Linked DNA regions of Homo sapiens: all the other regions are linked to region 1. Evidence: chromatin loops called from intact Hi-C (ENCODE). Cell type or tissue: CD4-positive, alpha-beta T cell. All regions are shown on one strand.

The links. Hi-C counts contacts between places; a loop is a spot of excess contacts. Peaks named below come from ENCODE experiments on the same cell type or tissue, not always from the same donor. Only the 100,000 strongest peaks of a DNase experiment are listed, where the experiment ranks them.
Region 2: a loop joins it to region 1, with 7 times the contacts of the local background. A loop is called at or near these places in 6 of 110 quality-filtered maps.
Region 3: a loop joins it to region 1, with 5 times the contacts of the local background. A loop is called at or near these places in 13 of 110 quality-filtered maps.
Region 4: a loop joins it to region 1, with 13 times the contacts of the local background. A loop is called at or near these places in 54 of 110 quality-filtered maps.
Region 5: it touches region 1 in a loop (7-fold over the local background); 3 of 110 quality-filtered maps call a loop at or near these places.

The regions. Positions count from the first base shown.
Region 1 is chr6:32,865,667-32,870,666 of GRCh38, reverse strand. No RefSeq gene overlaps it. Among named protein-coding and RNA genes, the nearest start is that of PSMB9, 14 kb to the right of the region's middle. In CD4-positive, alpha-beta T cell, CTCF peaks have their summits at 2,109 and 2,312 (motif pointing right); DNase peaks (open chromatin) are centred at 2,296 and 3,566; H3K27ac peaks cover 754 bases.
Region 2 is chr6:32,619,513-32,624,512 of GRCh38, reverse strand. No RefSeq gene overlaps it. Among named protein-coding and RNA genes, the nearest start is that of HLA-DQA1, 15 kb to the left of the region's middle. In CD4-positive, alpha-beta T cell, CTCF peaks have their summits at 1,677 and 1,887 (motif pointing left); DNase peaks (open chromatin) are centred at 642, 1,342 and 1,802; H3K27ac peaks cover 2,492 bases.
Region 3 is chr6:32,436,724-32,441,723 of GRCh38, reverse strand. It overlaps HLA-DRA (major histocompatibility complex, class II, DR alpha), which reads right to left and starts at 1,837. Exons shown (of 5, transcript NM_019111.5): 1 at 1,692-1,837. The coding sequence starts at 1,773. In CD4-positive, alpha-beta T cell, no CTCF peak of the experiment used is centred here; DNase peaks (open chromatin) are centred at 1,923 and 4,173; H3K4me3 peaks cover 1,881 bases; H3K27ac peaks cover 1,885 bases.
Region 4 is chr6:32,413,093-32,418,092 of GRCh38, reverse strand. No RefSeq gene overlaps it. Among named protein-coding and RNA genes, the nearest start is that of BTNL2, 8.4 kb to the right of the region's middle. RefSeq lists silencers at 3,247-3,395, 3,592-3,867. In CD4-positive, alpha-beta T cell, CTCF peaks have their summits at 2,275, 2,474 (motif pointing left), 4,241 and 4,450 (motif pointing left); DNase peaks (open chromatin) are centred at 2,462 and 4,452; H3K27me3 peaks cover 403 bases.
Region 5 is chr6:32,242,882-32,247,881 of GRCh38, reverse strand. No RefSeq gene overlaps it. Among named protein-coding and RNA genes, the nearest start is that of TSBP1-AS1, 9.8 kb to the left of the region's middle. In CD4-positive, alpha-beta T cell, CTCF peaks have their summits at 2,576 and 2,775 (motif pointing left); a DNase peak (open chromatin) is centred at 2,761.

The DNA.
Region 1 (5,000 bases):
TGGACATCCTATTTTTTTCATTCTTTTAAGTGTTAATTGCTCATCAAAGCATTTTAATAATGGTGGCTTTAAAATCTTCATCAGGCTTTTCTTTCCGTTTTGGCATCTATTTTATTGTCTTTTAAAAATTCAATTTGAGATATTCCTGGTTCCTGATATGACAAATAATTTCCAATTGAAACTTGGACATTTCAGGCATTATGTTATAAGGCTATTGGTCTTATTTAAACTGTTTTAGCTGGCTTCTTTTAACACCTCTCCAGCAGGTAGGCAGGTGAGCTTCATGACGCCAGGTAGGGGTAGGAGTCCAGGCTTCTCACTCTGCCTTCATTGACACCTCAGATAGGTCCCCATTATTACTGAGTGGGGACAGAAATTCTGGCTCCCTATTAGGTGCCCACTAATACCTCCCTGGTTGGTTGGGAGAGGAGTGCCACTTACTATCCCTCACATGACCTTTATTGACACCAAGATGGGACAGTGGAGTGGAGGAGTGAGTGGTAGGTATCAGGGAGTGGTTGCTGGATTAACTCTGGGTGGTGATGAAAATCCTGACTCTCCATTAGGCATTGTCTGACATCACCCTAGAGGAGAGGGGAAGAGATGCTTCATTACTGTTGGGTGAGGAATGGAAGTCTAGGTTTCCATTGACATTTCAGGGGCTTGGGGAAAGGAGTACATTTTCACCAAGAGGGCATGACCATCCTGACTCCCTATTCACTTTCTCTGACACCATCCTGGTGTGTGTGCATGTGTGTGTTGAAGTGTTGGGTTCCTTATGACAGCCTGGTGAGGGTGAAAGTCTAGGCTCCTCATTTGACCTTAGCTGGTGGGGGTGGAGTCGCAGTTTTTTCTGTGGTGTTTGGCTGGCCCCATTACCCAAGATGGAGTGTAGTGGTGCGATCATAGCTCACTGTAACCTCGAACTCCTGGGCTCAAGTGATCCTCCTGCCTCAGCCTTCAGAGTATCTAGGACTATGACACATCGAACTATGCCTGACTAATTTTATTATTATTATTCATAGAGACAGGGTCTCATTATGTTGCCCAGGGCTGGTCTTGAACTCCTGGCCTCAAGCGATCCTCCTGCCTGGCCTCCTTCCCAAAATTACTTTAAATGATATAATAGCTGACAGCTTGAATAGGTCCTCTTTATTTTGTTGGAGGCAGAGTGTTAGAAGTGACCTAACAAAAAGGATTTGTTTCTTGTCACTAGACTCATTCACTGTGTCAATGAGTGTGTCAGTGGTTTGTGGGAAGCAAACTTAAATGAAAATGTATATTTTTAATTAAATGTTATGAGATGCTTTTTTTAAACTATTGGCTCTTGTGAATTTCAGAAAAATATTGCAAGTCATTTGACTTAGCTACTTAGCTTGCACTCTATGTAAAAATTTTAGAATTTTACCTCTTTGAAAAACTCCTAATATCAATAGTGATATTGTTGTTTTGCAGCCTCAAATGATTTTGTTACTTTGGACTAATTTTCACTGAGCTAGTTAATAAGTGACTTTTTATTGTCTAAAAAATTCTTAAGTGTATCATAGAGAGAAAGATTATTGGGTCACTAAGTGGCTTTCTATATATATACCTTTGTCCATATTTAATTTTTGCAAAACTCAAATTAAGGTGGTAAACTTAGTGTGGATATACATTCATGTATTGTATTGATAAGATTAACTACGTTTTAAAACTAAAGTGGAAAGTTTTAAACAAAATTGTCATTCAACTATATATGTATTTCTGTAAAACACACACGTAATGATGAATTCGAATTAATAAGCAAAAAAGGAGAGGATTTGTAATTTAAAATTGATCTTGGAATATACACTCTACACTTAAGACAGAGAAAAAACTTTTTCTTTCCCTTTAGCATAATCTGCCCAGCTAGCGGTGGTTTCTTATCAGAATGCTCTCACTTAATACCTTGATAACTTTTAGTGCTTTGTGCTGATAGCATCAAGTTTTTAAATTATTTTAAAAACAAACAACAACAAAAAACCATTTGCTTCTGAAACACCTAAAGTTTCTTATAATTGTTACCTTCTTTATGTTTATTTTCAAATGTTTTATTGTCACTCTGGTTATTGAGATATCAAAGTTATAACAATTGCTCACTCTCAGGTACCTATGCACTTAAGTGACCAGTTTCTCTGAAAATTCTTTTTTGTTGTTGCCTTCTTCCAACCTCATACCCTGAATTCAGAATACTAACACTGTCAAGCTATTTTTCACGCCCCCAAATCTTTGTTTTTTCTCACTAGACAGCCACTACCCATTTGGCCACTAGGTGGCGCAAAAGGCTTAATTTTTCACCTTCCTCCGCCTACTGTGAAGGAAGCTAAAAGTAATTAGATGTGTTTGGCATGATTTTTATATTTTAAATTAACGCTGTACTATCAAAAGAACTACCTGTGTCTCAAACCCACAATGTGGTAAAAGCTGACAAATAAAAAACAGTAGCTCAATTTTCTAGATTAATTTTGTCCAGGTTAAAAATATTATTGATATATGTTTTAGTGACCACATAGGTTTCAGTAAGGGTAAAAGGATGCTCTTGTTCGTACTCCAAGTCTGGCATGGTGACTGTCAATACATTCATTTTGAAGAAGATTTTGCTTCTGGGTTTAGCCCTAAAACAGGCCAAATAGAGACGATAAAATGAGTGGAACTGAATTAGAGCATTTCTGAAAAGTTTTATTTGGTTAATTCTGCCCCTTAAGGTCAGAAATTGTGTAGGAAAAGTGTTTCAAAATTATAAATAAGGCAAAATTGTACGTGCTTGATTATTTTATATCACACTTGAACCTTTGCTCATAATTCTGCCTGATCAAAACCAGAGTGTTTCAGGGATTGTAATTTGCCTAAGACGAACCCGGCCAGCCCTGTGCGATTAGAGGTTAATCAGCAGAGAGCTGATAAGGGATGCTGGCTTTCTCTTTTTCTCCGGTAAAGAAGATAACACCAAGGTTATGATTTTATTGCCCTCTAGCACGTTAGCCATTTTGAATCTCTAGCCTAGAAATTATTTCCTCACAGAGAGATACAGCTCTGTTTTTCAAATACTCTTTGGATCAAGGCTCTTGTATTCTTGCTGGTTCCCTCTTTGAGTTTGATAAAACTTTGAAAAGTCTACCAAAGAAATTTCTCTCAGAACTAGACTTTAGAGAGGAAATGCTGGAACTACGGATGAGAGGCACATGTATGTACAGGGTCAGACCACGCAGAGAGCAGGTCTGATGAGCCACACCACTGCTGCTGCCCCATGGCTTCTAGACGCTGCTGTTGGTTCTGTTGTTAGGACCTGGAGGTTGCTGCAGCCACCACTGAAGACACCTCCTAAACCACTTCTGTTTCAGGAACTTCACTTAAAAAAAAAAAAAAAAAAGGAAAAAACCCACCGCTTCCCCAAAAGACAGTTGCTTCTTCTGTCACCTTTGCCAGAGAAATAAATACAGTAAAAGGTGCTCTGCAACCCCCACACCCTGGTTCCTCCTGTGGCCCCTTTGTAACTGAAGTCTTAGGTGGATGAATTTAATTGGTGGAACTTAGGTGCTCTAGCTTCAAAGAAGGCTAGGGGAAGTGAGCTTTCTGGTTTCCACTTTAGGGAGGCAGGACTCAAAAGGTAGGGGAAATTTCACAGTACTCTAAAGGTGTTCAAATCCCATGGGCAGCCAGTAAACATCACAGGTGTGAGGTGCTGGGTGGAGTGGCTGCCGTGAATATGTGTTTTGGTTCATGGACTACATCAGTGGCTCTTAAAGTCCAGTAATTCACAGATTCATGAGAGATAATAAAATGATTATTTTTGTTTTAAGCCATTAAGTTTGGAGTTGGTGTGCTGCCCAGCAATAGATAATGGAAACATACAGTATGTATTTCTGCAAGTCTGGCTTCTTCACTTAATATTGTTTCTATGAGATTCGTCCATGTTGTTACATTTTCAGTAGTTGATGAAGTTTCATTGTTTACATAGTACTGTGTTGCACGAATAGACTACGTTTTGTTTATCCATTTACTGTTGAAGAACCATTTTGTTAAACAATTTGAGAGTAATCTGTGGAAATTATGCCACTTGACCCCTAAATATTTTGTCATGTATAATTTAAGAATAAGGACATTTCTCCTGCAAAACCCTAATACTGTCATCACCCCCAAGATACTTAAAATTGATACCATATTATCAAACACACAATCCATATTAAAAAATCCCCTATTGTCCCAGTAACACCTTATAGTAAATGTCTGTTATTTTAAGCGGGTGTCATTCATTACATGGCAATAGGTAACTAATACGGTGAGTCTGCTTCTTCCAGCAAGGACCCTCAGGGGGTGCGGTGATTCATAGTTCTCACTCAGACTTCTCTGTGTCTGCTCATATGTCCCTATTTCATATCTCAGGGTCCGGTCTATCCCAACCAGGGGTCTTGCCTTATCACAACAGCTGCTGTTGGATGATGCAACAAACATTTCTACAACTTCATAACCTTTATCATAAGCCCCCGGGCTTGACCCTCAGCCATATCTGTGCTGGGTTGCAGGAGAAAAGATAGCCTTTAAAACTGCTATAGAGGCATTTACAGTTTTTCATTCATGTCTTGAGTTTGGATTAAAGGCTTTTAATTTGTCTTTTTTTCCTTTGTATGCTCTTGAGGGCAGTCTGACGCAGCCAGTCTCTGAAGGTTGGCACAAAAGCCTCCATCGAGTCACCCAGCTTTTGCCTGGTACCTATCCTAACCTAAAACCTTGCCACATGTTACCTTGGCGAAAGGCCAGTGCCACACTTCAGTGATGATTCGGCTGTCCTACTTGGTTAGAACCGAGTTCACTTCCTTCCTCAACACTCCTGCCACATTGATCTGGAAGTTTCACCTTGAGCCAAGTGATAGTTAATTTTATGTGTTAACTTGGCTAGGCTATGGTTTCTAGACATTTGAATACCAGTCTAGATATTGCAGTGAAGGTATTTTTTAGATGAGATTTACATTTAAATCAATAGA
Region 2 (5,000 bases), 250 kb after region 1:
ACAAAATACATGAAGTTTCCTCTCAGAAGAAATTGAATGGGCCCAGAGAAAATAATTCCACGCTATGGCCTTCATGGTCCTCCAGTGAAAGAATCAGACCCTGAAACATTAGCCCCAAATTCCTACCAAATTTCATCTGATTTCTTTGAACTCATGACCATTTTTTAGTCCCTGTTATATGTAAAATAATATGAAGAAACAGAAAACATTTTAAGAGAGCAATAAGGATAAACAAAAAGAAAAAAACTTAAAACAGATAGATTAGAAATTCAAGACAGCTTTAAATATATACATAAAACAAAGCCAAACAAAAGTTTAATTATTATTTTCACAAACATTGGAGAAGGTAGTCCCTTTGTAAAACAAACCAAATTGCTATTAATCTTTTCTCCATAGGTAAAACAACAAAAACACTTTGAAAATTAACAATATAGCCATAATATTCATAAGACATTCTTTTTTAAATAACCCAAACACACATAAATAAAGATAAAGCATTTGCTATGCAAGCACATCCAGCTTCAAGACAAGCCACAGCTCCTACCCACCATGCAGAATTCTGGGCCTAAGCTCCTTCTGCATAGATTGATGTAGAAATTGCACTACCATAGATGCAAAACAAGGCCTGTCTAAAATCAGATTGTGGTTGCTGAGGAGGAAGTGGGAATGGGGAGTGACTGTTTAATGGGTACAAGGTCTCCTTTGGAGGTGATGAAAATGTTATGGAACTACATAGAAGTGATGGTTGTACAACATGGTGAATGCACTAAATGCTACTGAGTTGTGCACCTTAAAATGGGTTAATTTTGTTATGTGAATTTTACCTCAACAAACAAAAAGACTGCCTAACTCAGGCCCATGTCTTTATATAATATGCTATATAATACACTCTACTACTCTTTAAAAAATCAACAATACAGGACAGTATACTTATCCTAGACTTTCAGAACATTTATTATTTTTTAAAATCTCATTATTTTGAATAAAAACAGTTTTAAATCTATAGATTATATCTCCATCCAACTTCATGATTCATTTATAGTTTGTTTTCTTTTCAGTAAAGTACATTTTTTACTTTCTGTTGAGTCTATGTATTTCTTACAAAACTTATTCTTTGATATTTTCTATTATTCCTAATGCTAATGAAGCTCCCCCTGCCACCAACCTTGGGTATGCCTTCTTGACAGTTTAGTCTGCCAGAGACAAATGATGCTGACTTCTCTACTTTGCCTTATTAGATAAAAAGAAAAGTATGTAATGATAATATCAAGGTTTCATGTTAATGTGGTTTATGCAAAGATTTATGTCATCATCCTTCCCCTTCAACCACAACCCTATTCTAATAACCACATCCTGTGACCAAACAGCTCTTCTTTTCCTACAAGCATCACACTTATTATTAGTTACTCTGAGGTTCTCAATGTGAATTTTAGATAGTGACATATCCTTTGGCCAATACTTGAACAATCTTCACACAAGATGTGAAGAACATGACAACAAACTGTAACTAAGGGTATCAAAGAACATAGTTAAGGACTCCTGGCTGTGATGGCCGTTTTCAGTAAGACATTATTCTACAGGACACTTTCTGGAGTATGAATTCAACATATTAGAAACTACATTGTGGAGGTTTCCCCTGAAGAAAAAAAAGTAGTTGGGAAACCCATGACAATAAGGATCTGAAATTAATGTGGTATGAAAGTGAGGGTAGGTGCACAGCTCTGGGCCAGCCACACAGAGTTAGGGCCACTGTCTCAACATCTGAAAGAGACTGGGCTTGAACAGTGATGAATACATTAACCAGGGGGCTGGATCTACATTGCTCACACTTGAGCAGAGATTGGAATCCAGCTGACTGTGAATGAGTGTGGAAGAGCCCCCTGCTGGAGGCAAATGACTGGAGCCCTGTGCATATGCTGGGCCATGGAGGAAGAGCACAAGTATATTCTCTGGAACAGAGCTCTTAAGGGACTGGGCTAAGTCAGCCAGCATCCTCCTCCTCCTCACCCCACCCAATGGTAAATCTGATAAATCAGTGCTAATTTGCTTTGTATGTTAGAATTTACTAAATGTGATGGCTGATATTTTGAGCCAGGGTGGCAAATGCAGCTACTGACTCAAGAGCAATGTGTAGTAGTAACTTGGGTATGAGAATAGGATTGTGAATTGGTATGCAACTTTACCAGTGACAGTTGTGTATCACTACCCATTGGCATATATGTTCTAGTCTAGTGCTGAGAAAGATACACAAAATATTAAGACTTTTACAGCAAGATTGGTACCACAAAATGCTCATTTTTAGCTCTCGTGGTTTTTCTGTCTTGTAGTTTGTTGTAGCTTTCTCACTCTTTTCGAGGCATCACCAAGTCAACTTGTAAATTCTGTAATCACTTTCTTTCAGTAGATTTCTTAATTAAGACTAGGAATCCTTTTTGACACTTGGACACCGAAAGGAAGCATCTCTCAATTTCCTCCTTTACTCATGCATCTTCTTATCAACTGGGGAGTCTGGGGGTCATAAGACTGAAGTAGTAGGTGAGGCTCGGACATCAGATCAAATTGAGAATTAACTAAAACAGGGATGGGGCAGAAGCACCTCTCCATAAGACATGCCTACCAGTGTGCCATGTCAGTTTACCATTGCTATGGCAACACCCAGAGGTTACCACTTCTTTCTATGGCAATAATGACCCACTGGGGTCATTGAAGTGGTAATTGGAGTTACCATCTATAAATTAAGGGGTGGATTATGCAGAAATTTCTACCGTATTTCTAGAAATTTCTGCATAGTCCACCTCTTAATTTGCATATAATTAAAAGTGAGTATAAATATGACTGCAGAACTGCCTCTGAGCTACTATTCTGGGCACACTGCCTATGGGGTAACCCTGCTCTGCAAGGAGTAGCTTGGTTCAATAAAAGTTGCTGTCTAACACCACTGTCTCATCCTTGGAATCTTTCCCGAGTGAAGCCAAGAACACTCTCGGGTGAAGCCCCAGTTTTGAGGCTTGCTGGCCCTGCATCAAGACCACCCTTGCAATGGATGAGTTTATCTGCTAGTTATCTCAGTACTGAGGGCTTCTTAATGTGGGAGTCCTCACTTTGGGGAAAATGAAGAATTTGACTGGTTTTGGGGGGTTGGTCAAGGGAGATCTGCTGCAGTCTATTAAGTGATTCTGTGAAAGACAATGATATCTTACTCCACTTTGAGCATTTGATCTGAATGCCTTCTTCACATGAAGCCTCTGTGGATCCATAACCAAGGGTGCAGGAATTTTGCTTCTGAGAACCTTTCCATGATAGACTTCTGGTTATTTCTTTTCTTTCTGTTTGCTATTATGACCTACACCTCTGTTAACATCCCTGTGCATGCTTCCTTGTCCACATACCTAATGTTTCTTTAGAACCAGTGTCTAAGACTAGAAGTTCTATGCACTATATTTGTGTTTACAACTTTACCATAACTAGTTGTATGAATTTATACCCCCACTAGAAGTGTTTAATTGTTCACACTAATGAATTTTCTTGCCAATAAATTATTGTCAGACTTCATTTTGCCCATCTCTTGAGAATTAAATGATACTTCCTAGTGATTTGAAATGTGTTTATCTGATTACTAATAAGGGTGGAAATCTTTTCACATTATGTATTGACCTGCTATGCTTCCTTTTCACAAACTAGCTGTCATCCCTGGAGTGGCACTGAATTTCTTATTATTTTTATAAATATAAAAATGTCATATGTATAGATAGATTTAAGCTTATAAGACTTAAATTTTAGTTTTTACAACTTAATTTTCCTATATTATATGTATTAAAAATAACTTCTTCCAATTTGTGTCATGTTTTTAAAGTGTATTTTGATTAAGTTTTTTAAAATATGTATTAAAGTATATTTATTAAAAATTTTAAATTTTTTTTGCTATTTCATCCCTGTTAAGAAATATTTCCCTACTTCAGTTCATAAAATAATCTTCTAAATTTTCTATTTTAAAAATTTAAAAATTACTTTTCCTTTGGCTAAATATTCAGTAATGGGATTGCTAGATGGTATGATAGCTCTATTTTTAGTTTTTTGAGAAACCTCCATACAGTTTTCCATAATGGCTGTACTAATTTACATTCCTACTAATGGTGTATAAAAGTTCCCTTTTACCCTCCTCCTTACCAGCATTTTTTTGTTTTTGCCTTTTTGATAGTAGGCATTCCAACTGGGATAAGGTGATAGTTCACTGTGGTTCCTGTTCACATTTGATTAGCCTGAATTGAATTGATTTTTGTGGATACTATGTTGTATGAATCCAATGTTGAGTTTTCCGTCTGGATAACAAATTCTCTCAGGATGACTTACTGCACTATTTCATAAGTAAATTCCAATGCCAACTCCAACATACATATGATTTTACATATGAGTGAGTTGGTTCTGGGCCCACTGTTTTTGTTCGTTTGTCTATAGGTTTATCCATGCATCAATACAACTCTCCTATTTATACTTAAGTCTGATGATAGATTGAGGACTAGCCGGGCAAAATCTTACCAACCTGTTTCTTTCTATGTATAACTAGTAAAGAAACCAAACTGTTTATTTGCATGTGTAACTAACTTGTAGGCTAGTCTTAAACAATTGCTCTTCTATAATTATTTATAATCAGCATAGTGATTCCACAATATTATGTTGGGATTTTGAGTAGAACTGCATTGGTTCTATAGATTAACTCAGAGAAAAATTGTGTTTATATTTTGGATATTTTATTTATGAATATAGTATATCTTTCCATTTGCATAGGTATCTCTAATGTCTTTTTTTTTTTTTTTTTGACAGAATCTCACACTCTCTGGAGGCTGGAGCATAGTGGCACAATCTTGGCTCACTGAAACCTCTGACTCCCAGGTTCCAGCGAGTCTTGTGTCTCACCCACCTGAGTAGCTGGGATTACAGGCTCACACCATCATGCCCGGCTAATTTTTGTAATTTTAGTAGAGACAAGGTTTCACTATGTT
Region 3 (5,000 bases), 430 kb after region 1:
ATACCTGGGGACTGAAGTACTCCAAAAATTAAGACTGAGACCTTGTAGCGTCATAGTCCCCCTGCTTCCCAGCATCCAAACCCACACGGTGGTTACCTCTATGAGAAGGTTCTCGTCTGGATTGACCTTGGCAATTCCACCTTTTATCTTAATGCTCCTTAAATTGGGACTGTTATTATGGAAGATGTTCTGTTATGATTGACATTGAGAATAACCAACACCAAGGGAATAATGAACATGAAAAGAGAAAGCTACACTGGGAGAGTATGCTGCCTCTGTGGAGTGTATCGATGAGTGGGAGATTTTTTTTTTCCTTAGTCTTCAAAGATAAGGTGAGATATTTTGTTTTGTTTTGGTTTGGTTGTTTGAGACGGAGTCTTGCTCTATCGCCAGGCTGGAGTGCAGTGGCACCATCTCAGCTCACTGCAACCTCCGCCTCCCGAGTTCAAGCAATCCTCCTGCCTCAGCCTCCCGAGTAGCTGGGACTACAGGCGTGTGCCACCATACCCAGCTAATTTTTTGTATTTTTAGTAGAGACGGGGTTTCACCATGTTGCCCAGGACGGTCTCGATCTCTTGACCTCATGATCCGCCCGCCTCGGCCTCCCAAAGTGCTGGGATTACAGGCGTGAGCCACCGTGCCCAGCCAAGATGAGAGATTTTAATGTTTGACTGTGTATTGATAAACCTAGGAATTTATTTACCGTTTGCATCTATGCAAACACACACAAATATACTAGCTGCCTCTTCACAAACCAAGGGAAGATCCTCTGTCTTTCTAGGTAAGTATCCCTATGTATGGCTCTTTTGGGGCAATAGAAATCTACAATTGCCACTATGGGTATGGGAGCTGGGTTATTACTTTGCTTATTTCAAGTCTACCTGACACCTTCTGTGGGGGTCACGCTGGGTGAAGAATACTTTTCTACAGTACATCTTTACAACAGCACCAATGTTGCTCTGGAGATGAGAGAGAATAATATCAGATTCCCCATTTCCTTACTTATTTTTCTACTCTCTTGGAAATATTACTAAGTTAACATGATATAAGATCTGCTGTACCATGGAGATGGGAAGGCAGGGAATGGCTATCACTGTCCCATGAGGCAACTCATATCAGCATGCCTTCCCTCCCCTTTTCCTGGGGTAAATTGTTGCTTTTTGATGACTTTTCCTTCTAGTAATCTTCAACACAATATATGTGCTCAATATATACCGACAGGATTTACACTCCAAAAAATAACTACTGTATCATGTATTCAGATAAGAACAGGGCTAATAACTTTTTTTTTTTCATTTAATTCTAGCAAAACTATGTGTGGTTTTTAGTTTTTAATTTTACTAATTTTCCAGAAAGAATAATTAAAGCCCAGAAATATAACTTGTTAATGCTTGCCAGAAAATATTCTTCCTCCCCCACCCCCACCCCCACCCCCAGTTTGGCTTGTAGCAGGACCTTGCTATTCATCAATACACAACTCAGTTTTGACCCTCTAAACCAAATTTGACTTACTTCAGTTTGTGGTGAGGGAAGAACTCCACCAAACCACAATTTGTTATACTTTCTGTCGAGACCACATAATACCTGTCACACTATTCTTTCACTCCACACATTATCTTCCAAATGTCCATAGGTCTTTTCTCCAATGCTTCGTAGTCTATCGTCCCAGATTTCATTCCCTCAGCACCTACCTTTGATAGCCCATGATTCCTGAGCGCTCATCAGCACAGCTATGATGAAAAATCCTAGCACAGGGACTCCACTTATGGCCATTTTCTTCTTGGGCGCTCTGTTGGGAGTCAGTAGAGCTCGGGAGTGAGGCAGAACAGACAAGAATAAAAGAAAAGAGAATGTGGGGTGTAATAGAGTCTGACCATTAAAATGCAAATCAATTACTCTTTGGCCAATCAGAAAAATATTTTGAGATGACGCATCTGTTGCTAGGGGAAGGGTTCTTGCAAAGGGTCCAGGACACAAGATACTCCGTTCATTGGATAAAGAAGTAAAGTTCTTAAACAAACAGGACAACAACAACAACAAATCAAGTATTTAAGACTGTTAGTCAATCACGGACAGACTCTTTAACCCCAATCTGACTTCTAGACAGGGATATACCTGAAGCACATTAGTGAGAATAGAATCAATGGAAACACCTAAAGTGAGAGCTAAATACAGATCATATGTCTGTGCAATGACAGTTGGAGAGTTTGCGTAAGGGACAATAAATTACCCAAATAGAAGGTAAATTGTCAGGCCATGGAGATTGTCTGAATTTTGGCAGTACTGAGGACATAGCTTCACTAAAGAAGCTCTTTCATGCTTCTTGGAGTCCTAGACTTCAAGATGATCAACTCAGGCCAAGAGCTTGGGATGGCTGGCATTGTATCTCATTTAGAGAAAATGAGAGGAGAAACTCTGAGGTTCAACACTCTCAACACTGGAGAAGGATGAAAGGCTGTATCTTGAAACACAGGTAGTAGTTAGTGGAAATAGTGGGCTGTAAAGGAGCTACCTTCTTCTCATCTCTACCATCTTATATATGACAAGAGATTGGAGTTGACTAATGGACACACCTCATTTGAGGATTCAGGTCAATGAATATGAGAGAGTATAGTGGGCAAAGCCTATTCTTTTTTTTTTTTTTTTTTTTTTTAGACGGAGTCTTGCTCTGTCGCCCAAGCTGGAGTTGGTGGCGTGATCTCAGCTCATTGTAATCTCCGCCTCCCGGGTTCAAGCGATTCTCCTGCCTCAGCCTCCTGAGTAGCTGGGATTACAGGCGCCCACCACCATGCCCGGATAATTTTTGTATTTTTAGTAGAGACGGGGTTTCACCATGTTGGTCAGGCTGGTCTCAGACTCCTGACCTCGTGATTTGCCCGCCTTGGCCTCGCAAAGTGCTGGGATTACAGGCATGAGCCACCACACCCAGCTGGCAAAGCCTATTCTATTGGGAACGTTAGAGATAATAACCCACAGAACGGCTTTAATATTCCTTCCCTCATGTCATAAGATTATGAAAGTTTTTCTTTTGTCATATGATTATTAAAGATCTGCTCTAAAGAATATATTTTGATGTTCAACATAGACAGTCCTGAAAATTAGGAGACTTCGACTCTCTTGTTTCTGAAGATACAGTGTTATGAAAAGGAGAATGTTAATTTCTTTCCACAGAAAGGACTGGAATACAAATACTTCCATGAAGAGTGACCTGGCAGTGAGGGAGCCCATCGGATGGTGAATCCATTGTTTTTTTTTGTTGTTGTTTTGTTTTCGAGACGGAAGTCTTGCTCTGTCGCCCAGGCTGGAGTGCAGTGGCACGATCTCGGCTCACTGAAAGCTCTGCCTCCTGGGTTCACGCCATTCTCCTGCCTCAGCCTCCCGAGTAGCTAGGACTACAGGCGCCCGCCACCATGCCCGGCCAATTTTTTTTTTTTTTTTTTTTTTTTTTTTTTTGTATTTTCAGTAGAGACGGGGTTGCACCATGTTAACCAGGATGGTTTTGATCTCCTGACCTCGTGATCTGCCTGCTTCTGCCTCCCAAAGTGCTGGGATTACAGGCATGAGCCACCGTGCCTGGCTGGTGAGTCCATTGTTCAACATCAGTCATGACATGTCTGCTTAGGGTGGATTTTCCATACTGTTGTGCTGGGGTCTTGTCCTGCCATGCAGCCGTTCTCACAAGTTATGAACACAAATATTCCATACATTACTGATTATCTGATCGCATCAAAGGGCTTTGAACACACTGTGGCATTAACTCCTAGATCGCTAGAAAGAGACCTACAGCATGGTCTCTCCTGCAATTTTTCAGGAATACCTTTCCTGAAAGTTAAAGAGTCAGGAGAATGGGCCAGATGAGAGCCTATGGTATCAGTCTGTGCTAAGAGTCTGATCCTATGATTTAAGCTTGTCATCTCCTCTTTTAGAGGCAAAACCATGTATAATTTTCTATGTCTGCCCTTTGCTGGCTGCCATAATGCCTTGTTCTTAAATGGTGCTTGAGAAAAACATGGTAAATTCAAAGACATTTCATATATTATAATAGCATCTTCAATCCAAGTTGTTGCTCAGCAACTTATGACACTGTTTAGTCCTAGAACACTGATTGGTTCTTCTTGTGAGATTACTAAATTTGGGACACTTGAGAAATGACTTTCAGTTCCCTTTCTCTGTGATAGGAGAGAAGTTCCTATTTGGACAGTGCTCATGGTTCTCCGTTTTCTTTCAAACTCTAATTTCCTGTGTGTTTGAGGGAATTTCCAAAGGCACCTGAATGAGGACTTCTTGGTGATGTCAAATGGTGACGAGACACTATAGCCATGAGAATTCAGTCAAGAAATAGGAATCCCTGTAATCAGTCTAAGCAGAACTGAATATATTACAGGGAATTAGCCCTTAAAACTGTTAGGGGGTCTGGAGGAGCACAAGTCACTGCAGACCCCTAATTTTAAAAGATCAGGAACCCACAGGAAGCCTCTGCTGATGTTGCAGATCCTCTAGAGCCCCTAGGAGTAAATGTCTTTAGAACACAAGGCTGCTGCCAAAACTCATGTCTGTGAAACCTGTCCCTGAGATGGCTGTGGCCTAACTTCCACCTCCCAAATCTCATAATACTGAGTTTCACTGGAGAAATGTATTCCATGTTCAGAAACCTGGGGCAGAGCAAGCCTGAGAGATGTAATATTCTTACATCTATTCCCAAAGATACAGACAGGATCAGAGAAGCAAATGGAAATTTTACAAAAATTACTAAATGCAAATATGTGTGTCTATGTTTGTGTGTATATCCACCATAGATCACTCTGGTTCTCCCCACAGTGCCAAGTCTAAAACCAGAGGACATATTCTTCTGGAGAAATAAGTTAGGGCTTTCACACTGGGCCCAGATCAAGTCTGGGACCTCAATACTTCATTTGTTTGTGTGGTTTGAATTCTGAGAACCTCCAGCCCCTTCTTTTAGCTTCCCTTCCACCACCCCCTACCCCCTTTTCCTTCTGCAC
Region 4 (5,000 bases), 450 kb after region 1:
TAATATGTTGTAAGTATCTTTATCCAGTTTACCAAAAAAATTTCCTCTCTCTAGTGAGTGATTCCAATCAGCATATAAACATGCCACGGCATTTCCTTTTCCCTAAATCCAACTCTGCTAATGAATTTTTACTTCTAATCTGAAGGAAACTCTTAAAAATATTGGGCTGCACCTGTTATTTCCATTCCTCCCCATTCTTCTTCCACTCTTCACAGATCAGGCTACAGTCCACATCTTTAACTGAACTCCTTGTCACTGACATGTGTTAGCTCCATGTTGCCAAATCCAATGGTCATCTCTAGGATGTCATTTTATTCATCATATCAGAAGCATTTTATGTAGTTAACCACTACTGCATCATTGATGTATTTTCTTGACTTGTTACTAAACCTCACTGTCTTGAGATTCTCATCACACGAGAATAACAGCCAGATCTCAGCCTGCCTTGCCAAGTCTCCCATCTTCCCAACTTCTAAATGACTGAGGGCCCAGGACTCATCTCTTGCATTTGTTTCCTATGCATCTTCATTCCAGAATCTCCCATGGATTCCCACAACTAAGCACAATTCTTTGTTGAAGTTTCTCTAACTTACATTACTAGCCTTGACATGTTGCCCATAGCTTTGAAGCATGACTTGAAACCAAGCTTTGCATATTTCTTCTGTCCTTTTTCAAATAAGTTTTGGCTATTGTAGATCCTTTGTATTTTCATATAAATTTTAGAATTGTCTATTGCCACAAAGAAACCCAGTGGGAATATTGATCAAGATCGTGTTGAGAACTGTTATTTCAAAAATATCAATTCTTCCCAAATCAAAATATATTATATCTCTTTACACATTTAGAATTTTATCAGTTTCTCTCATCAGTATTTTATAGTTTCACATCACACATCTTTCGGTTCAGTTTATGTCTAAGTATTTTATGTTTTTATTGCTGTCATAATGAAGTGATTTTTAAATTTTATATATGATATTCTGCTGTGGTGTATAGAATTACAATTTGTTTTTGTATTTTACCATTGTTAAATTCACACATTCTAGGCATTTTCAATAGCTCTCTTAGGGTTTTATATATAAGCAATCAAGCTTTCCAGGCTGTAATGTTTACTGTTTGCCAAAAGGAGTCTGAAATTATGTGAAATCTGCTAGGCTTAAACTAATTTTTAAAATAATAAAAGTTGAAAGAAAAATCCAGGTCAATTTAAAAAATAAAGAATATTTTAAAAATAGTTTCCCATGCCCAATTTTATGTTAAAATACAACCAGACATAGTTAAATGTTTTATATATGGTCATGAAACTAAATTGTCCCCAATTATTTTCATATTCCAGTTCATATCAATTTCAATGGCTAGGCTATCCTTTGGGGTATAGTTTTCCTTTCATCCTGCTAACCCATTAATTATCCTTTTCTACGTGTCCACAAATGTCAGAGGTGTTTGAGCCGGAGCAACTCCATCTTGAATAGGGGCTGGGTACAATGAGGCTGAGAGCTACTGGGCTGCATTCCCAGGAGGTTAAGGCACTTTCAGTCACAGGATGAGATAGGAGGTCTGCACAGGATACAGGTCATGAAGACCTTGCTGATAAAACAGGTTGCAGTTAAGAAACGGGCCAAAACCCACCAAAACCAACATGGCCACAAGAGTGACCTCTGGTCATCCTCACTGCTCATTATATGCTAATTATAAAGTATTAGCATGCTAAAAGACACTCCCACCAGCGCCATGACAGTTTACAGATGCCATGGCAACATCCAAAATTACCCTATATGGTCTAAAAAGGAGAGAAGCCCTTAGTCCAGGAATTGCCCACCACCTTCCCGGAAAACTCATGAGTAATCCACCCCTTATTTAGCTTGTAATCAAGAAATGCTAAACCTACATGAAGTATGAACGATTCCTTACATTCCATTCCATGCACCACATCCTCCCTGAAGATTGTCTTGATTCCTTCATAGTTATTGAATTATTATAATATTAGTGCCTATGTTCTCTACTCTCAAAAGTGCAAATGACATTAATAACTGAACTTATAATATTTTCTGCTTTGCTACCTTAAGAATGAGTGCCTGGTATTGCGACGTGATTACAACGAATTTAAGACAATGAAGCAGTCCTCTCTCCCTATCTCCCTCATATCCTCTCTGGCTCTCTCTCTCTCTCTGTCCTTCTCTCCTCCTCTCTTTCCCCCGCATTCTCCCAGGGTGGTTCAGTGGCAGAATTCTGCTGGGACCTTTAAGAGAGAGAAGCATATTCAGCAGCAGCAGCAGTTTTCCTATTCCTGCCCCCATCCGCGGCTTTGAACTGAGTTTACCACGAAATACAAAAACACAATTTTAGAAAGAAAGATATTGGCAGTTAAGATTTGGGAAGTTTCTAAATGGGACTCTCAGTCCTTCCCGCCACTCTGAAATCGCGGTGCAGTAGTAAAATCTTGGAGGCGGTTCTTGAACAAACCTGTCATCTACTGGCCATGTGTGGAACTGCAACAGCCCGGTGGGGAATGCACTTCGCAGAGATGGAGATCCTCTCAGAGGCCCCAAGAGGACCAAGTAAAAGAACCCAGGATGAATGGCAGGCTGGATGGGTGCAAATGCAGGAGGCTTAGTATATCGGTATGATTTTCTTTGCCTTCTTTCTCCCAATATTTGGAAGGGTCCCCTATTTCCAGTGTGAGACATGCCCGGATATCTCTGTGAGTGCAGCTTCTTTGGGGTCCTGGGAGGAGTGTGATGGTATTAACACATTCTGTACACCCTCTCCCCGCAATTCCCCAAGGGGGCATCTGCATTAGTTTTGGAGTCAACTGAGGTGGGTTTCACCGAAGCTTACATCTCTTCCTGGGAACTTTAGTCTTATAGGCTCCCACCTGCAGTAGAATCAATTTTAGGTAATTTCATCATTTTCAAAAAATAATAGATGATCATTGTGATTGTCTTAAACTTCTGTAACTCTTTCATAAAAGTAAATTTAAAAGTAAAAATTTATTTTATTTTATTTTATTTATTTTTTGAGACAGAGTCTCACTCTGTTGCCCAGGCTGGAGTGCAATGGCGCAATTTCAGCTCACTGCAACCTCCGCCTCCCAGGTTCAAGTGATTCTCCTACCTTAGCCTCTGGAGTAGCTGGGATTACAGGCGTGCACCACCACGCCCAGCTAATTTTTGTATTTTTAGTAAAAACGGGGTTTCACCATGTTGCCCAGGCTGGTCTCAAACTCCTGACCTCAGGTGATTCACATGCCTCGGCCTCCCAAAGTGCTGAAATTACAGGTGTGAGCCACCACACCCAACCTAAATTTTTTAAAATTAAAAGTTTTAGAGGAACTGGTTTGTCAGACACTTTTTGTAAAGTATATGACAGCCATGTATGTAAAGAGCTCAACTTAGACTGTAGGTCAGCCAGAACTAAGAATACCTCAGTCCTCCATCCCTAAATGTTTGGGCATTTTCCTATTCAGAAGTTCTACTGCCTGCCCTTCCTCCTTTCTTCTCTTTTCTTTCTTTTCTTCTTTTTTCTTTTCTTTTCTTTCCCTCCCTCCTTCCTCCCCCCTCCCTCCCTTCCTCCCTTTCTTCCTTTCTTCTTTCCTTCTTTTTGCCAATCAAGAAAAATGGCCAGAGGTGCAGATTGAACCGTGGCCACGCTGTGAGGAAAGGCCTCCGTCCTGTGAGCACCACCCTCCCCTCACTGGCCTCGGGAATCCCAGGCCCCCCACTCACATCTGGGGGAGGAGTCGCAGGGCTTCTGCAGGTGCTCTCTCTCCTCCAGTCAGTCAGCAAACCGAGGGGACTGTGGAGGACAAGCCACTGTGCCTCCAGGAGATGAGAGCTGCTGATTTTTCTTTCCTTTCCCTGAGGAAACGATACCTGTATAAGTCTCACTGCTGGGAGACTCCACAAAGTAATCATCTTTCTGGTGAGTTGATCTAAGAGCTCTCAAAACATCTTTCAACCAGGTCCCCAAGAAACAGCTGATGGCGTCGCCTGAACTTCTCCATATTCATAGCAACACTTTCCTGACATTTCTTGGATTGACCTTGATTTCTTATCTTCATTTCTAATCTCCTCTATTTTTCTATCCACCTTCTTTCCAAGACCTTCCATTCCCAGTAATGACACCTAATAGCTATAAAGGGATTTTGTATCATGATTATATTCTTACTTTATCCTTACAACGATACTTTAATGTGAGCCACCCACATACTATCCCTGTGTAAAAACTAAGAAAATTGAGACCCCTGGAAAGAACAGACTTACCCAAAGTAAAGCTTGCCCAAATGTATAGCAAAGCTAGAATGAAAATCTCAGTCAGCCTAAACTCAGGGCTTCTTTTGTCGTCTAGTGGCTGAGGGAGTTATGAATGTGGGTCACAGGTGACCGCCGCATTTGAAGAAGAGTCTGTAAGTGAATCGACTTGCGGAACATCCTTGAAGCCGACAGTGAGCCCGTCTCTGCTGCCCTCTGGTGGCCAGGCAGATCCATGACTCCCCTCTCCTGTTCCTCCTGCCCTCGCCGGATGCTTGTTTTTCCCTCTCCTCAGTTCTAGCAGCTTATGCCTTGTTTTCCCGCTTCTCCTGGAGGTGGACTCTAGTCAGAATGCAGAGATTGTGACTCCTTTTTTTCTCTCCCACACACCAACATCTTCCTGCACAAAATGACCTCCCATAATATGTAGCATAATTTAGGACACAGTTCTCAGCACAGGCAGACCTCTGAGAAAGTGTATGCAGATGATTTGTGAGAACACACACACGCGAGTGTAAACGGAGCTTCTTTACGCGGTGAGTTGGCGCTGATGTGACTGACCATAAAAAATTCAAATAATTGCAGCATTTGGTACCATAGAGATGATACTACAGAATGCATGCAATGAGCGGCATCTTTTCACACATTCAGGTGTATAAAGTAAATTTCTATATTTTCCTATTACGGATTTTAATTTGTATGCCAAGCATTATTATGTCTTCTGACAGAGGAGTTCATCTGGTAATTTCCAGA
Region 5 (5,000 bases), 620 kb after region 1:
AGAACGACACAAAAAGGCAAAGACAAAGGAAGATGGCAAAAAAGGTGATTTCTGAGAAGGGGCCAAACAATACAAATATTTATAGTTCAAAGTAGCAAAAGTACACAAGATTCACTACAACCTAAGACTAGTCACACAAATCTTCTTCCCTATTAATCAAAACTTTGCAGAGGAGACAAACAGTGATTTTTATTGTTCACTCAACTCATTTGCACAGAGAGAGAAAGGCCAGAGGCTAGCTGGTAAGAAATTAGCTTTTTACCAGCTTGTCAGGTTTATGGCTTCCCTTTCTCAGCTGCTTCCAGAAGAGCAGAGTGGCTTTTGATGACCCTGCTTGCTGCACCGTAGCTGTGGGGGCCAAGCCACGTTACAAAAGAAAAACATTCCTTTTCTTTTCATGGAACCACAGGCAAAAGGCCCCAGTTTTGCAAGAGGCAGCCCAACAGGTTGTGTGGGGGAACTAAATTAACATTTCCCATTCCAACAGGAGTTATACACACATGTCAAAACACAGACACTAGTCACTCTGCTCAGTGCCCAAGTATCAACCTGGCAAGGCTCAAACTTGCCCCCATTGGCCCCTATCTGAGTCTCCCCCCCAATATAAGTTTCATGGTGGTAGGGCATATTAAGAAAGCCTGGCAGGCCAGGCGCGGTGGCTCCCGCCTGTAATCCTAGCACTTTGGGAGGCCAAGGCAGGCAGATCACCTGAGGTCAGGAGTTCGAGACCAGCCTGGCCAACATGGTGAAACCCTGTCTCTACTAAAAATACAAAATTAGCCAGGTGTGGTGGTGTGCACCTGTAATCCCAGCTACTCAGGAGGCTGAGGTAGGAAAATCGTTTGAACCTGGGAGGCAGAGGTTTCAGTGAGCCGAGATCACGCCACTGCACTCCAGCCTGAGTGACAGAGTGAGACTCCATCTCAAAAAAAAGTACCAGAACTAGAATGAAGCTGTTTTCTCTGCTATGTCTTGCAGTATTCCTTCCAGTGCAATTTACTGTCAAAGTCTAACGTTGTGCCCAATGGCAAAGAAGAAATGTTTATAGGGTCCAGCTCCAGAACCACAAGGCAGGACAAAGATGGAGTGGATTTGGAACAAAGATGCAATAAAATAATATTGAGCACCAGTCACACCTTTGGCTGCACAGTTTTCATATTACACATATTTGAACTTTTTTTTTTTTTTGAGACAGAGTCTTGCCCTGTCACTCAGGCCAGAGTGCAGTGGCACAATCTCAGCTCACTGCAACCTCTGCCTCCTGGGTTCAAGCGATTCTCCTGCCTCAGCCTCCCAAGTAGCTGGGATTACAGGCACCCACCATCACACCCAGCTAATTTTTGTATTTTTAGTAGAAATGGGGTTTTGCTATGTTGGCCAGGCTGGTCTGGAACTCCCGACCTCAGGTGATCTGCCTGCCTTGGCCTCCCAAGGTGCTGGGATTACAGGCATGAGCCACCGTGCCCGGCCTGAACTTTTATACAACAATGAAATAATTCTCTATTTTCACCAATCAAGACAAAGCCACCTTATAAGTGAAGAAGTTCTCACTCTGTCCCCAAAATAAAGAGAGCCCTAGTCATTATATAGCTCAATACACAGCTGTATTATTTACTCTTCAAATTCAGTCACAGTATCCTTGACCATATATACTCTTACCAAAAGGACTATATTACGACATAACTTCCAACAATTTGTATATAAAATCATAAGTGTCAGGAGAAGAAACAGTTGCCGAGAGCAGCATGTGTACTGCCCAGGTAGGTGACCCAGTCAGTGGTGGGGACGAATTTACTGACCCTCTCAATCCCGTGTAGGTCAGGCCCATCCATGGTTAAGGCTGAAACACACAAGTCCTAGTGGGAGGAATCTGAAAACCAAGTTAGGTGAAAAGGCCTAGGGGTCTCCAACCTTGGCCTCCGTCCCTGATAGAATCAGAGGAGAGAGGCCTGGGGTGCTGGAGGCAGAAGAGGCCCTGCCCTGTCCAACCCTGAGAGGCAGATTCTCAGTCCCCAGGATGTCGGACACTTTTTTCTCTCTTGTCACTGAGTCTCCTCTCCACAGGCAGAACTGTGGGCTGAACCCTGAGGCCAGCGCCTCTGCTCTCTAATGACCACCACCAAATACTCAGGCCCACTGTTCACTAGGTGGCATCTTACTCTGAGCATTACATATTTATTTCCGTGAATGTTTTAGCTTAATACCATGAGATGGTCCTTACTGTCCTCACTTTACAGCTGAGAGACAGAGCCTCGATGATCTGAGGAAACCTGCCCAGGGTCACAGGTCGTGTGGCCAAACCCTAACAGGGGCCAGGTCTACATCAAAGCTCAGTTGAGCTCTAAACAGGGGGCCACCAGATTAGGGGCACCAGCCCTAGGGGTCCTCCAGGGATCTGGAGAGACAGGAAAGAAGGCAGAGAACATATTAGAACTATTATAAAATCTTCAATCTTATGCCCTTTTAATGTGATTTGCGTTTGTTCTTTCAACCTGCATTATGTTTGCATATGTTTGTTAGCTGCATGTTCAAAATATATTACTGAATGGAGTGTGTGATCAAAAGAGTTTGGAGATCCTTGCTCCAAATCTCTGCTCCAGAAATCTTCTCTAAAGCAGCGGGTCTCAGAAAAGGAAGCAGAACCAAGAAGCAGCAGCGGCCTGGGAGGCGCCCGGACAGAAGGTGCTCCGTGGGCGGGGGGGAGTAACTCGTGGGCCCGGGAAAAGGCCCCCAACCTGGTCTCACCAGATTTTCCTCAGCCTCTGCTGCCCCCTTGTGGCCACCACGTGGCAGACAGAAAGAGCAGTTCCCAGCAGGAAGACACCGAGGGAGGGGTACGGAGGATGCAGAAAACAATCTTAGAACCGTGGAAGGGAGCGAAGGAAACCAGACACTAAAGACCTCAAGCTGTAGCAATCCAAACATGCGAAGTTGAAGAATAGCAAAACGAGGCGGGCGCAGTGGCTCATGCCTGTAATCCTAGCACTTTGGGAGGCTGAAGCGGGCGGATCACTTGAGGTCAAGAGTTTGAGACCAGCCTGGCCAACATGGTGAAACCCCGTCCCTACTAAAAATACAAAAATTAGCCGGAAATCGCTTGAACCCGGAAGGCGGAGGTTGCAGTGAGCCAAGATCATGCCACTACACTCCAGCCTGGGCAACAGAGTAAGACTCTGTCTTAAAAAAAAAAAAAAAAGAAAAAAGAAAAGAAATGTCTTTTCTCACAGTTCTAGAGGCCAGAAAACCTGAGATCAAGGCACTACTGCCTGGTGAGGGCTGTTCTCTGCTTCCAATGTGGCATCTGTTGCTTCATCCTCTGGAGGGGAGGAACACTGTGTCCTCACGTGGCAGGGAGTGGAAGGGCAAAAGGGATGAACTCTTTCCATCAAGTCCTTTTATAATGACATTAATCCATTCATGCAGGCCCTGCCAAAAGGCCCTCCCAAAAGGCCCCACCTTCCAACAGTTGCATGGGAATTAAATTTCCAACACATGAATTTTGGGAGACACATTCACAGCGTAGTCCAGCCTAAGCAATACGCTGTGCCAGGATTGCGGGGAGGGAGGGAATAGCTGCAGAAGCAGGGAATAAAGAATTTGGACTGAGACATGTTTCAGTTGACATCCTGGTGGGGAGTGGAGGAGGTGGCTGATGTGAAGAATGTGAAGAAAACAGTGATTCCACTGAAAACACATCCGACAGTCCTCTATCCTTACCAGGTGCTCCGTATAGTTTGGCGAGAGAGGCAGAAAGGTCTGAGTTCCAAGGAGAGGTCAGGGCTGGAGACATTCCATTGTGTGGCCACAGCTTCTTCCCAGAGCTTGCAGGAGACATGTTCACACCACCTCCCACCACCCCCACGATGCTATTTGTTCTGTATGTCTCTCCCACCTAGACTGGGAGCCTTGGAGGGCAGGGCATTGGGGGCCAGAGAGCCTTCCAGGCAGACTCTCCTAATGCCCGAAGCAAGGCTAGGCTCAGAAGCCCCGTGAGGAAGGCAGGTGAGGAACAGGCAGCCCTTGACCCATGACTGTGCCAGGTTGGGGACCTGGGACCCAGGGAAGCCTTCTCCCGCCTCACCATCAGCACAGGCCAGGATTGGAGAGTTTACCTCCTTTGGTGTTTACCAAACACACAGGGAAGACCAGTTGTGAGTAGACCAAGGCAGCCCAGCTGGGTGATCAGCAAGTCTCACCACCTCAGGCTACCCTCTTCACACACCGCAGCCTGTCCCCTGCCTACACTGCGCATCTTGAGTGCTCTGACCCCTTCACTACCCCTTCCTCCACCCCCCTGGACAGCAGCCCTGAGACAGGTCCTGAACCCCTAGCCAAGTACCCGCTGCCCACCCCCAGTGCCCCACCCACCCTTACTAGCTCTCACCCACCCTCCCATCCTAAACCTCAGCCCTCCCACCCCCCCATGCCCACCTGAGCCCCTGCTTTCAGCTGCCTAAGAACTTCCCCCTGATGTGAAGAAAACAGCGATTCCCCTGAAAACACATCTGACAGTCCTCTATCCTTAGCCAGGGCTCCATATAGTTTGGCGAGAGAGGCAGAGAAACAACAACGAAAAAAAAATATACACGCACACACACACACACAGACATCCACAGATTCATAAACATTTTGGATCCCTGGAGCTTGGATACATTTTCTAAAGGGCAAGCAGTTGTTTTGCTTATTTAATTTTATTGACAATCATCTTGTCATTCACTCTTGTAATTATAAATTTTTGGATTTACCTTTTTAAATATATTTTAATAGATTCTTTCCCCATACTAGACCCCAGCACACAACTAATTTCCTTGTCATGAAAAAATAAAAATAAAAAACTCATTTGTGATATCTTTAACTTTTGCCTGTAGTTTCTAAATTTAAAATGGAAGATTGTCAATCCATAATTATATGTGTCCAGTAAAAATTTTAAAGACTGTTTCCAGGGTTAATTGTCAACCTCCCCAGGAAAGGGATAACCAGTAATGCCGCCCCAGCCCAGA